Linked DNA regions of Homo sapiens: region 2 is linked to region 1. The links are chromatin loops, found by intact Hi-C in ENCODE. Cell type or tissue: PC-3. All regions are shown on one strand. Each heading gives the region's core, and the rest is flanking DNA. Links, peaks and the distances in the headings are about the cores only.

What was found. Peaks named below come from ENCODE experiments on the same cell type or tissue, not always from the same donor. Only the 100,000 strongest peaks of a DNase experiment are listed, where the experiment ranks them.
Region 2: a loop joins it to region 1, with 4 times the contacts of the local background. A loop is called at or near these places in 1 of 110 quality-filtered maps.

Annotation. Positions count from the first base shown.
Region 1 is chr18:67,861,575-67,867,969 of GRCh38, forward strand. All of the region lies in intron 3 of DSEL-AS1 (DSEL antisense RNA 1), which reads left to right. Among named protein-coding and RNA genes, the nearest start is that of LINC01903, 50 kb to the left of the region's middle. In PC-3, for the core only: a CTCF peak has its summit at 3,271 (motif pointing left); a DNase peak (open chromatin) is centred at 3,597; H3K27ac peaks cover 1,064 bases.
Region 2 is chr18:67,728,090-67,734,484 of GRCh38, forward strand. All of the region lies in intron 1 of DSEL-AS1 (DSEL antisense RNA 1), which reads left to right. All of the region lies in intron 1 of LOC105372173 (a long non-coding RNA gene), which reads right to left. Among named protein-coding and RNA genes, the nearest start is that of LINC01903, 84 kb to the right of the region's middle. In PC-3, for the core only: no CTCF peak of the experiment used is centred there; DNase peaks (open chromatin) are centred at 2,992, 3,932 and 5,202; H3K4me3 peaks cover 641 bases; H3K27ac peaks cover 3,145 bases.

The DNA.
Region 1 (6,395 bases), core at 1,325-5,324:
GAAACAAAATAATGAGTAATAAAAATGTGCCAAGTTTATGAAATATGAAGATAAGTTTAAACTGCACAGTTTACATATACTGTTATTGATTAATATTTACATGCTTTACAAGAACAAAATAAAGAACCAAACAAAAATTTAAGAATAAAGTCCCGTAGCACAGCTGTGGCACTGAAAAATACACACACATACACACACACACGCACATACACACACACTATTTTGGTCCTCCATATAAATAAAAAGTAAGTGAAATAAGAAACACATTTGAATTAGAAGTGTGTGCACAATGTATATACCAGTAAAATATGTGTAAGGAAATAAATGTGAATTGATTCCATCATTATATATTTGAGATTGATTTTACTGTTGAGATATGTTGAGTAGCACCATTTGATGATTAGGTGGGAACATTATGACACTGGTTCACTAATAGTAAGTACAAATTTTTCTCCTAAAGGTTTTCTTATGGTAACTTTTACTGAAACTTGATATGTTAATTTTTCCTGAAGTAATAGCCGAACATTAATTATTATCAACATTATCTAAGATATAAGTCTGAACTAGGATATTTATAATGGAAATGTGGTAGACAGAGGCACTTTATTTTGGTCTTAAAAACTTCTGTTTAACATATTTCAGTCTTCTGTTCTATGGTAATACCAAAAATAACACTTTAAAAAAATTCAAGGAATGTTAGACATCAGGCTCACTACAGAACTATTTGCAAAGTAACTTCAAATTCCATACTTGCTACAAATGGAATGAATGCAGGGCAATAAAGAAAATATGCAAATCCTTTTATTTTTGTATCAATATATGATTTTGTATGCCAGAAGATATTGGAATTGTGTGAGCTGGTAGATTTGAAAGAAATACAAAAGAAAAACAGGAATGGTAAAGAATGATGCAAGGTAAATTTTAATACTACTGGAATGTAGACTGTTATCATTTTGCAATTCAAATCCAATAAATTTGATTTTAGTAAACTCGATTGAGTTTACTATATAGGTTGTTGCAAACATAATTGCAGTTTTGGCCATTAAACGTAATGGCCAAACCATTGTAATGGCCAAACAGCAATTACTTTTGCACCAACCTAATAAAAAAGTTCTAAGAAATGGATATAGCTATCATTCCCTTGACCCGATCACCTTCCTTTCTTAGTAATCTTACTAAAACCTTAGTAATGTTACTTAGTAATATATCTAAAACCTTAGTTTTTTAGTAAATACTCTTAGATTTTAAATTCAAATATCTCTATCAGAATTTTCATCCAGGAATACTCCTTCTATGTGAAATAATTTATTATGTTCCATTTATTCTGCTTCATGTAATGTTGGCATAATTATAAGGGAGTGATATACTCTTATTTAAATTGTATTTTTTCTACAGCTGAGAATTTTTTTTTTAAAGGAAACCACCATATTGGGTAAACTAGCATCTGCATGTAGGAAATAACAAACTGTCAAAATATTGATGATTCAATGTAAATAACCTCATCCTGGTTAAAGTAAAACACCAGCTTTATTAAGGCCACATATTTTTCCTAAATAACACATTATTTTAAAATTTTATGTATATATTTCAGAAAATTCCCTCTACCATGTTATGTGAAGCATTATAAAAGTAAAATGTTTTCAGATAGACCTGTAGCTAATATTATTTTAAAATTGGGCCCACAAATAAGAAACACACTTTCAAAATGAAAGAACTCTTTTGTTTTGAATCATGAACTCTGACATTTGCTAATTTGCATAATAATAGTCAACTAGCTCATCCTTCTATAACTTGGGTAGAAAAATAAACGACCAAATAAACAACTTGAGAATAAAGCCCATAGCATAATAGTAGTACTTAAAAATACACAAACACACACACTATATTTGATCCTCTACAAGTTAAATCACATCACTACTCATTGGATAAATGTAAACCAAAACCACAAAGAAATATCATCTCATACCAGTCAGAATGACTTTTATTAAAAAGTATAAAAACAACAGAATCTGGCAAGGCTGTGGCAAAAAGCAAATGCTTATACACGGTTGGTGGAAATGTAAACTAGTTTAGTCACTGTGGAAAGCAGTTTGGAGATTTCTCAAAGAACTTAAAACAGAACTACCATTCCACCCAGCAGTCCCATTACTGGGTATATACCCAAAAGAAAACACATTGTTCTACCAAAAAGACACATGTACTTGTGTGTTCATCACTGTGCTATTCACAGTAAAAAAGTCATGGAGTTAACCTAGGTGCCCATCAGCTGTGGATTGGATAAAGAAAATCTGCTATATATACATCATGGAATACTATGCAGTCATAAAAAAGAGTGAAATCATATCCTTTGCAGCAACATGGATGCAGATGGAGCCATAATCCTTAGCAAGTTAATAAAGGAATGGAAAACTAAATGCCACATGTTATATCTTATAAGTGGGAGATGAACTTTGAGTACTCGTGGACATAAAGATGACAACAATACACACCGGAAACTATCGGGAAGAGGGAGGGGTCAAGATTTTTAAAAATCTCCATTGGGTACTATGCTCACTACCTGGGTGATGGGATCAATCATACTTCAAACATCAGCATCACACCATATATTCATGTAACGAACCTACACATGTACCCCTGAATCTAAAATAAAAGTCGAAAAAGATGTTTGAATCAATAGTGTGTACACAATGTGTGTGTGTGTGTGTGCGTGTGTGTGTGTATATAAGTATGTAATCAGTTAATATGTGCAAGAAAATACAACTGGAGGCCGGGCGCGGTGGCTCACGCCTGTAATCCCAGCACTTTGGGAGGCTGAGGCTGGCGGATCACAAGGTCAGGATATCGAGACCATCCTGGCTAACGCGGTGAAACCCTGTCTCTACTAAAAATACAAAAAAATTAGCCGGGCGTGGTGGCGGGCGCCAGTAGTCCCAGCTACTGGGGAGTCCGAGGCAGGAGAATGGCGTGAACCCAGGAGGCGGAGCTTGCAGTGAGCTGAGATTGCACCACTGCACTCGAGCCTGGGCGAAAGAGCGAGACTCTGTCTCAAAAAAAAAAAAAAAACAAAAAAAAAAAAACAAAAAAAAAAAAAGAAAATACAGCTGGATCCTATCATGATATATTTGAGATTGATATTATTGTTGGGAGGCTACTCTCTTGGGGGAAAAAGAAATAGACCCTCGTTATGTCCCAAATCTGTTCCTATTTTGCACCTGTACCTTTACTTGGCTAGAGAAAAATGAAATTGAGAAACATAAATTGCAAGTTGGTGCCACCTGTTGAACTGTCATTGATGTTACTGTTGAGTTTGCTTTTCTATATTTTTTAATGGCTATATTAGTCATTCTCCTTTTTCCTCAGTTTTCTCACATCTCTTCACCACTCTTACATACAGGGGCTGACGTTGCTTCTTAATTCAGTAAGAAAATTCCAGTTCTCACAAAATAAATTTCAAAACCTCCCCAACTCACAACTTCTCACTTACTGGCATTAGTGCCATATAGTACATCTTCCCTCTTGTTTTTTTTTATGAGACAGCACATTCCTGAGATGGGGAAAAGTCATATAAAAGTATGACACACAACAAATTATCAGTATTATTGCATGTAAAAGAATTTAGATACTGCAGAAACAAAAACAAGTGTTACCAAGTCCACATGGCTTGGTTTTCCTGAACAGCTAAGCAGTTCTTTTCAGCACATTTATCTTTTCAGAACCTTCCTCTTTAAGAAACCTGTGAGTCACTTGTGCATGGCTTTGTCCCATCTTGACCTCTTCAGGGCATTAGGACAACTATTTTCCTCTGTCCCTGGTATCCTCAGGATTACCCTCATCTGCATTTGAATATTGCTCTCATATAAAAAGTTACTTCTTGGACCTCCCCATTAACACCAGATCCATCTTTTTTTCTTGATTTTCCAGTCTTTCCCTGCTATCTCTGTATTAAAACTGTTCTTGTAAAAAGCCCCTAATAACTGACAACGACTGAATGTAGAGTAAATTCTCAGTATCCCTCTTGCGTAACCTTTCCATAACTTCTCAGCCTTATTTAACAGTGCCGATTATTTCCTTTTCCTTACAATACTGTTCCTAGACCATGCTTTCATGGCTTTCCTCCTATTTCGCCACTACCCTTCCCATTTTTCCTTTGGTGCTTCCCTTACTTTCTCTTAATTGACTGTGGTGATTCCCAGGGCTTAGTCTTTGAATTCTTCCCATTTTATATCCACATTTATTCCCTTGATCTTCTCTAGAAATATCTTCAAATATATCTCAAGTTGGTATGTCAGCATGGACCAGTCCTGTTAACTCGAGTCTGTATTCTGCTGCTTATGTGAAATCTGCAACAGTTCCTCTTTTGAACATGCTGATCTTAACATACCCAAGGCTAAATATCTGGTTTCCTCAATGTGACCTGATAGAGTTTTATACTTCATTTTCCTCATAATGAACACACAATAGCGTCATTCTTAGCTTTTTTCTTTCACATCCAAATCTATCTGATCCATAAATCCTGTTGACTCAACTTTCAAAATATTTAGAATCTCATCACTTTGGAAACCCTGGATAATTAGATCCAAGCTTAGAAGATACTTTCTATGGACTGTTGCAAATGTCCCCTACAAATGATTTCACTGCTCCCCCTTTTGTCGCTCACAGTGTCTTCTTAAACCAGCAGCCAATATGATCTTATTAAAATGAAAGACAGATGCTAATGGCACTTTTCTCAAACCCTTCGATGGTTTTCTGTTTCTATACTAAAAGCTAAATGAACTTTCCAAATATTTCCTCTCCGATTACTCCATTCCAGTCTCCTCTGCCTGGCCTGCAACAGGCATGCTGTTTCCTCACAGCCATGGACATGATAGCCTTCTGCCTGAAGAAATCTGTCCCCACACTTACAAATAGTTTGTTCACTCACCTGACCCCAGTCCTTGTTCAATCACAACCCACCTATTGAGGCCAACACTGATTGCTCCTTTTAAAAATATTAACAACAATCACCCATGGTTCCCATTGCCTTTACATTGTCTTGTTTCCTTCCTTTGTTCTTAACACCTTCTAAGATATTATATCATTACTTTATTATGTTTATTGTTATGGTTCGGAGATATTTTCAAATTTTTACTTTGTATAGTATGTATCTGGAGCAGTATTCAACAAAATACTATATTTGGAATCCAAGTGTTTATTATGGCTTTTAAAAAAATTAGTCTGTAGATTAAAAATAAATACATAAAGCTAGCCAAATAAATATGCCTACCTCTTGTGTTTTGCACTGACAATCCAAAGGATCATGTGACTGTAGAATGTTCCATTCTATTTGCTTGGGCAGATGAGGCAGGAGAGGAAGAGCAGGGTGAGAGAGGCAGAAGCAGAGGAGGTGTGCAGTGAGAGGCAGACGGTATGCAGAAACTCAGAGGACTCATATTTATCTACCTTATTTGTTTTCTTGGTTTATGGTTTGGCCTTAAGATATTCCATCATTTTAATTCTAATTTTCAGCAGCTAGAAATATTTATATTGGTAGCTAAATTAATATAATGTGGAAATATTGGCATTGTAAGCACCCAAAGGAATAATAATTAATTTTGCTATGGAGTAATGTTTTAGATTTATCTTTCCCTTTGCATGGAATTTAAATCATATTGTCCCTTATGAGTACAAAATAGCTTACCTGCAAGTCTAGCTCACTTTGAATCAATGATTACAACTGATAACACTGTATGTCATGTTTCAGAGCAAAACCGCTGATGTCTTTAAAATTAAAGTCATTGGCATAGTCTACTTTATGAGTTAGGTATGACTGAGTTAGGCTCTTTCTTTGATCTATAGATTTAAATTTTCAGTTTATCTTAAATTGAACTATTAGTAGAGAAAATTAATTGCAGTTATGCTAGTCTACTAAAAATAAGAGATCACTGGATTGCATATGAAAAGGAATAATTTCCATTCTTCATGTAGCTTTGCTATCACCTGTAACGACATAGTTGAACTACAGGTATTAAGATATACTTTACTTTTCAAAGAATCTGCGTTACATAACAGTCATTGATAACTCTTTTTTTTTGTTTTTTGGTAGTGTTAATGCAAGATATTACTATGTTAAATCCTAATTTGCATATATCCTAGTTCATTTTAAAAAACATGATTCTTATAATTAAGAATGTAATGAATGTTACATCTTCAGTTAACCATGCTAAAATTTGTGCTGGTCTTTAGGAATGAGCGAAAAATTGTAAATTAAAATGTTTGGTTCTGTATTTGCTAGATTTGGATACCAGAGCAAGTTACCCACATACTTTCTATATTTTTATAGAAATTACTGATTTATAGTATGTATTTATATTTTTCTTCATGTGTGCAAAGGTATTACTATTTTCAAAATGTTAATG
Region 2 (6,395 bases), core at 1,296-5,295, 130 kb before region 1:
ATGACTGAAATATTCCAAAATTGAAGCCATATTTGCACATCACTGTAAATTTACTAAAAATAATTAATGTTTATACTTAAAATGGCTAACTTTTATGGCATGCAAATTATTCCTCAATACATCTGTTTTTAAAAGATTATTTGAAACCTTGCAATTAATATTTAAAAAATAATAAATCTATTCATTAAAGGCATTTATTGAGTGCATAGTTCATGCCAAACCCTGTGCTAATAGTTTTAGTCTTACGTAAGTATAAAAGTGGTTATTAACTTAAAAGTTTTCAGTACAATAGAAGATTACTGATGAGCCTGTCAAAAATATTCCCTAATTTTATTTATATTTTTTTAATCAAGTATTTCCATTTACTTATTTTCACCTCTGGTGAAATTCCTCACATGTTATACACATTTTCCACATTTTCTACTACTACCTTTAACATATTAATCATCATTATTTTAAATTTCCTGGCTGATAGTTCCAGCATCTGAGTCATGTCTGAGTCAGGTCCTATTGATTGTTTTGTCTATCGATAGTAGATTTTCCTGTCTATTTTCCTCCTTAATTTTGTATCTCTCTGAAAATTTTTGTTGATGGTTAGATATCGTGTGTATTTGTGCTTGAAAATGGACATGTCTTTTTTTCTGCTATGTCTTTAAAAGGTGTGGGGTACATATTTGAGTTCAATCATGAGTTGAGCTATGAGTTAGTTATGTTATTATGATGGTTTCCTCCAATAAACTAGTATCTTCAAATTATTCTAGCATTATATTGTTCCTAGAGTGGTATCTGTTTATCATATAATTTTTCTTATTGTCACCTTCACCTTCAGCTTGTAGCTATCCCTTTAAACCTATAGCTAAGAGAGGGTCTTTCTTTATGCTCTTGTCCCCTTTTTAGCGGTAAACTGTTTTGCTTGTTTCTCAGTGCTTGCTAGTATGGTAGGGTAAGACAAAACTATCTGTTGTCATAGTTCAGCCTCAGGTTTAGGAAGGTCCTAAATCTTGGAGGAGGTACTTTTTCAGTAATCTTGAGCTGCGCCCAGTGGCAGGGTATCTCTAATGGTATCTACTCAATATGATATACTTTTTCTTACCCAGGGGTAGATATTTTTCTTCCCTGTTCTCTTTTTCGTTCCTGGAGGTGGTAAAGTTTTCTTTCCTTCCCCATCAAAACTAAAATTTTTGATCTGTATTCTACTAGTAGAAGAATATATGTAAGATATCTTATTTTTCTCATTATGGTATCCACTCTTTCCTTCAAACTTTTATTATAGAGAGTAGCTTTCTCTAATCTTTTGCTGTAAGTACAGTCATCTCTTGGATTCTCAGCCAGGGAAAGTTGGCTCCAGGACCCCCACAGATGACAAAATCTATGGATGTCCAAGTCTCCTAGTAAGCCCTCAGTATCAGCAGGTTCCTGCATCTGCAGATTCAACCATGATTGAAAAGTTGGCCATCTGTATCCACAGGTTCTGCATTGGCAAGTACAGAGGGCTGACTCTACCATGTGACGATCCATAGAGAAGAGTACATGACTGGATGCCAACTTCACTTTTGCCTGCAACTCCCTGGGGTTCTGTGATCTCATTGTTGCTTATATTTAGCTTCTGGTAATTTGGTAAAAATAAATAAGTAAATACAAATTTACTGAATTATTTCTAGTTGCTCACATGACAGCCTCTCTTCCTCTCATGTTTGTCCCCATGTGAATCAGTATTGATGTCCCCATCTCTCCCTAGAGGTACATATCTTTAATATCAGGGTGGGTGGCTGCCCTGATATCTCAGCTCTCTGGGTACATGGACAAAATAAAAATTAAAGGATGTTCAGCAGTGTAGATTATCTAGCTGAATATGAAGTCCTTGAAACTGTTTTGCCATTACTAGACATGATGTATACTATTCTGTAGCATTTTTTAGTTTTTTGAGTATAAAATCTATACTATATATAGTTAAAACTATATATGAAACTTTATATACCATATATAAACCTTATATATAACACTTTATATGAAAAACTATACCATACATACTTTTTATAGTATAAAAATATTATATGATAGCACTCCTTAGTGTTGTAATCAAAGCTATTGTTTTGCTTGGTTGATATTTTGAAATAATAGTACAAAAGAGAAGAAAATTGTGGTGGGAGAAAATTATGTTTGACTAATGGTAGTCTAGAAAAACAAGTAAAAGAAGAAAGAGGTTGCCTAGAGATTACAAAATAAACAGAAATATCAAAAGATTAGGCCAAAGTCAAGGTTAAAAGGCAGATGTATATATGGAGAAAACACAATGTAAGAAAACCCAATGGACAGAAATTGTTGGGATGGGTAAAAGGCGTGTAAGTTGAGGATCTTACTCACAGATGTGTTTGATTTTTATGATCTTGAGTACTGTTTTGGGTATAAATGATGGTTAGCTAAAGTTGAGTACAGGGTAACATCTTTGGGATTAAGAAGTTCTAGGTATTTGGCCGGGCGCGGTGGCTCACGCCTGTAATCCCAGCACTTTGGGAGGCTGAGGCAGGCGGATTACGAGGTCAGGAGATCGAAACCATTGTGGCTAACCCGGTAAAACTCCATCTCTACTGAAAATACAAAAAATTAGCCAACGTAGTGGTGGGCGCCTGTAATCTCAGCTACTCGGGAGGTTGAAGCAGGAGAATAGCTTGAACCCGGGAAGCGGAGGTTGCAGTGAGCCGAGATGGTGCCACTGCACTCCAGCCTGGGCGACAAGAGCGAGACTCCATCTAAAAAAAAAAAAAAAAAAAAAAGGAAGTTCCAGGTATTTGTAGAGTTAAGTAGAGAATGAATGGTGTGCCTAGACAATTGTACCTTCTAAACATCAACAAACCTAGGATAGAGAATGACTGTTGAAAGCCAGGCATTAAAATTGTGAGCAAACAATTTTGGAGTGAGTGTGATATTAACAATACAAGGAATGAAGTGATTTAGTTTGCTGACTTGAGTCATAAGATCAGGAGGGTGCTGTGGAATCGGGAGTTCTGAATCAACAGAATGTTATTCATCTCCTGTCTTTTATGAGTGTCATGCTTGAAATAATGAGTAATTCTGTCAAGAGGGTTTGAGAGAAGTGAAATTTCAAGGGAGGAATTAAGTTTTGATAGGATTTCTTCAACTTTGGAATCAAAAGCGAACTTTCCCTCCGGATAGGTTACATGAAGCGTCAAGGTCTCTGCATTTTCTTATAACACAGAAAGATGGGAAAAAAATAAATGTAGGAATAACAAAAATATTAAACTCAATATTAGTAAATTGAAGTTCATTCGATGATTAATAATGGGGATAAAAATAATTTAAAGGTAAGACAAAATAACTAACAAATTAATTGGAGTTGTACCATATGTGAGAAAATAATTTCAAAAGGCAACAGGGAACTCATGTGCATGAAAAATAGGTTATGCTCATGTTGTCAAATAGAATAGAACAAAATCTATAAATTTAAAATTGTGAGTATGTTTTAACTAAACATAAAGAATAATCTAAGGGTGAATTGTCTAACAATTAAAATAAATACCTTAAAATTTCCTTGCTGTGTATTAATACATTTTGGGCAAGCACTTGTTAACTGTTAACTTGTGGGAAGAGAGGCAAGATTTGAATTTGGTAACTAAATTTTCAGATAAAATAACAAAGTATTATTTATGACCATATTACCAATTAGTAGTCTATTTGTCTCTAATTCTAGTAAGTAGCCTTACATTTTATATACATTATTATATTGTACAAATACATTAAGGATAGAGCCTTATATTACAAGGCAAATATCTACAAATAAAGCAATTTTGCCTGTCATTTTAATATACTGAAAGCACAGTGGAATTTCCCATTGTGTTTTCTTACAATGTAATTTTAGCATAACCTTGGATCATTAGGACATCCATCAACAACAGGACGATAATTGCTCAGAGCTCCAACTCATTAGGTCATCAGTTCTGACTAATCAGATTGTTTTTGTAAAAAATATTTTGCTGATGAGCATTGAACATTACCTTTTATTGACCATGATGGAATATTTATGTAATTACAACTTAATCTAAAATGTCACCTACAATTTTCTGTAACATAATCTATTCTCTTCTTGAATAATGCAATGCTTTGAAAGCTAAACTTTATAATTCAACTAAATACTGCATTTCAACATTTTATTTACCTTTGAAAGTTTTTGTTCAGGTTAGTGACCATGAGGCTCTATTTCTGTACAACTGAGCATGTTCTCACAATGACTTCTATGTTATCAATTCAATCATTGATATTTGGAATAAAGATAGTTAATAAAGTTTGATTTGAACACGTTCTCAAATCATGCTAGGTAAATTTACTGATGATTTATTTAAACATGAATATCAAATCCAAATATTCTAGAGTGATATAATCAACATGTTAAATGTCCCTATAAGATGGGTGTCACGCACATAAAAGTCAGAAACCTAGTACATTTGGGTTTAACACATATGTACCTGTTAGGTTTTACTATCAAAATTTTATTGACATTTAGGGTAATTTTGCCAAAACAAATAGCCCACCCTTTCTTGACCAAAGAAGGTTTAGGTGGTAAATAGTGCCTAAATTATATTTGGATATTTTTCATGTCAATAAACAATTGGCATTGTTTAAGTGGGTGTTATACTAAAGGAGAAATAGTTAAGGTAATACAATCATATGCTATAGTTGGACATGTAAATCAGTAAGGGAATTTATCTAAATCTAAACAATCAACTGCATACAGATTCTTTAGGATTTTTAGGGGGCTGAAATTTTATAAATTTGTATACACAAGAGACAAAAATGTAAAAGCAATTATTTTACATTTGCTTTTACATTTTTGTCTCTTGTGTATACAAATTGCTTTTACTTTTTTTGTGTATACAAATATATGAATTGCTTTTACATCTTTGTTTTTTGTGTATACACATATATGATATTTATTTTTCATATTTTGAAAAATAAATGTTTTGAAAAATAAATATGGGGGTGCTAAGACAGTTTACAGAACCCAAGTAAGAGCTTAAAACACCAGAAAAATGCAAAGGTGTACTACAAGGTGATACTTCTCATTTTATTGATCAGAGTTAATAAACTTCCCTATTCGATGGGTATCTGGTGTTAACATGACTCCTAACTCCCAGCCTCATGTGGCTCAGCATGAGACAAAAACCCAGAGCTGAGTCAACTGTTCTAGTGCACATGCAGGGTGGAGGCAAAGTTGTTGCAAGACTCAAGAAACTTGGCAGGTACTTCAGACAGTCAGTGTCATCATTTTACTTGTTTATTTATTCATTTATAATGTAAATTACTATATGTAGCTAGACATGCATTAATACAAGTAATGTGTGCCTTAGGTTATATATATTGCTAATTATTAAATAGCAAGTATCAATGATTCGCCATGTAAATCAATTTGAATGTGGCTAAATTCTTCTATTACAGATGTAACCCTATCCTAAATTGTTTAAATGCATTTTTTGCTTGATTGCTCTTTTTAAAATTGTTTCACAAATATGTATATAACACTAAATAATATTGTAGTCTTTTGAAAATTTAAACTATAGATGTACCCATTTCTCTGTGTTTGTTTCTTTTTCCCAAAATTGCACTAGTGATTCATCTGTGTTGTTATGTATAGCTGTAAGTCTTTACTTACTCAACAATTGTTTTGCAAAATGACTTTACTGATTTTCACTTTCACCAGACATGTTCTTGTTGCTCTATCTCCTAACACTTCACATTATCAGACTTTTTCCTTTTATCCTATTTACCATTCTTTCTATAGAAAAACTAAATACTAAACCCAAGTTTGTTGGGATCTGCTGTTCCTCTAGAGGAAAAGTAGTTTCAGCATCCTAGTGCCTCACATCAAAATCTTGACTCTAATTCTCTATTATATTTTTGTTTTCTTCCTTAGCTTAATAGTTCTTAGTATTTTGTCAATTCTTTAATGACATTAAGAACTTGATTTTTCAAAACATCCCTATCAATTCAAAACATTTTTCTTATTTACGGGTTCATCCAAAATACCCCCACTGCCATTGCTAGAAATAGAAGTGTAGGCCTTCAGTTTTCATGGCCAGTGTTTTCTCATTATTGGAAGTGGTATGACTGTCAAGTCATGTAGCTTGTGCATTTTTCTTGAATCTTCTATTTAGCATGTATAGCAAGTGTCTTTTAAATTCTTCTTACATTACTTTTTATAGCACCTTAATTGGGATTAATTCAAACATCATAAAATTCACCCATTTAAAGTGTATAATTCAATGGTTTTAGGCGTATTCATAGTATTGTGCGATCATCACCATTATTTACTCAAGAATATTTTCATCACCTCCTTCCAAATACCCTGTGCCCATTCATAGTCACTCCTCATTTCCCTCTGG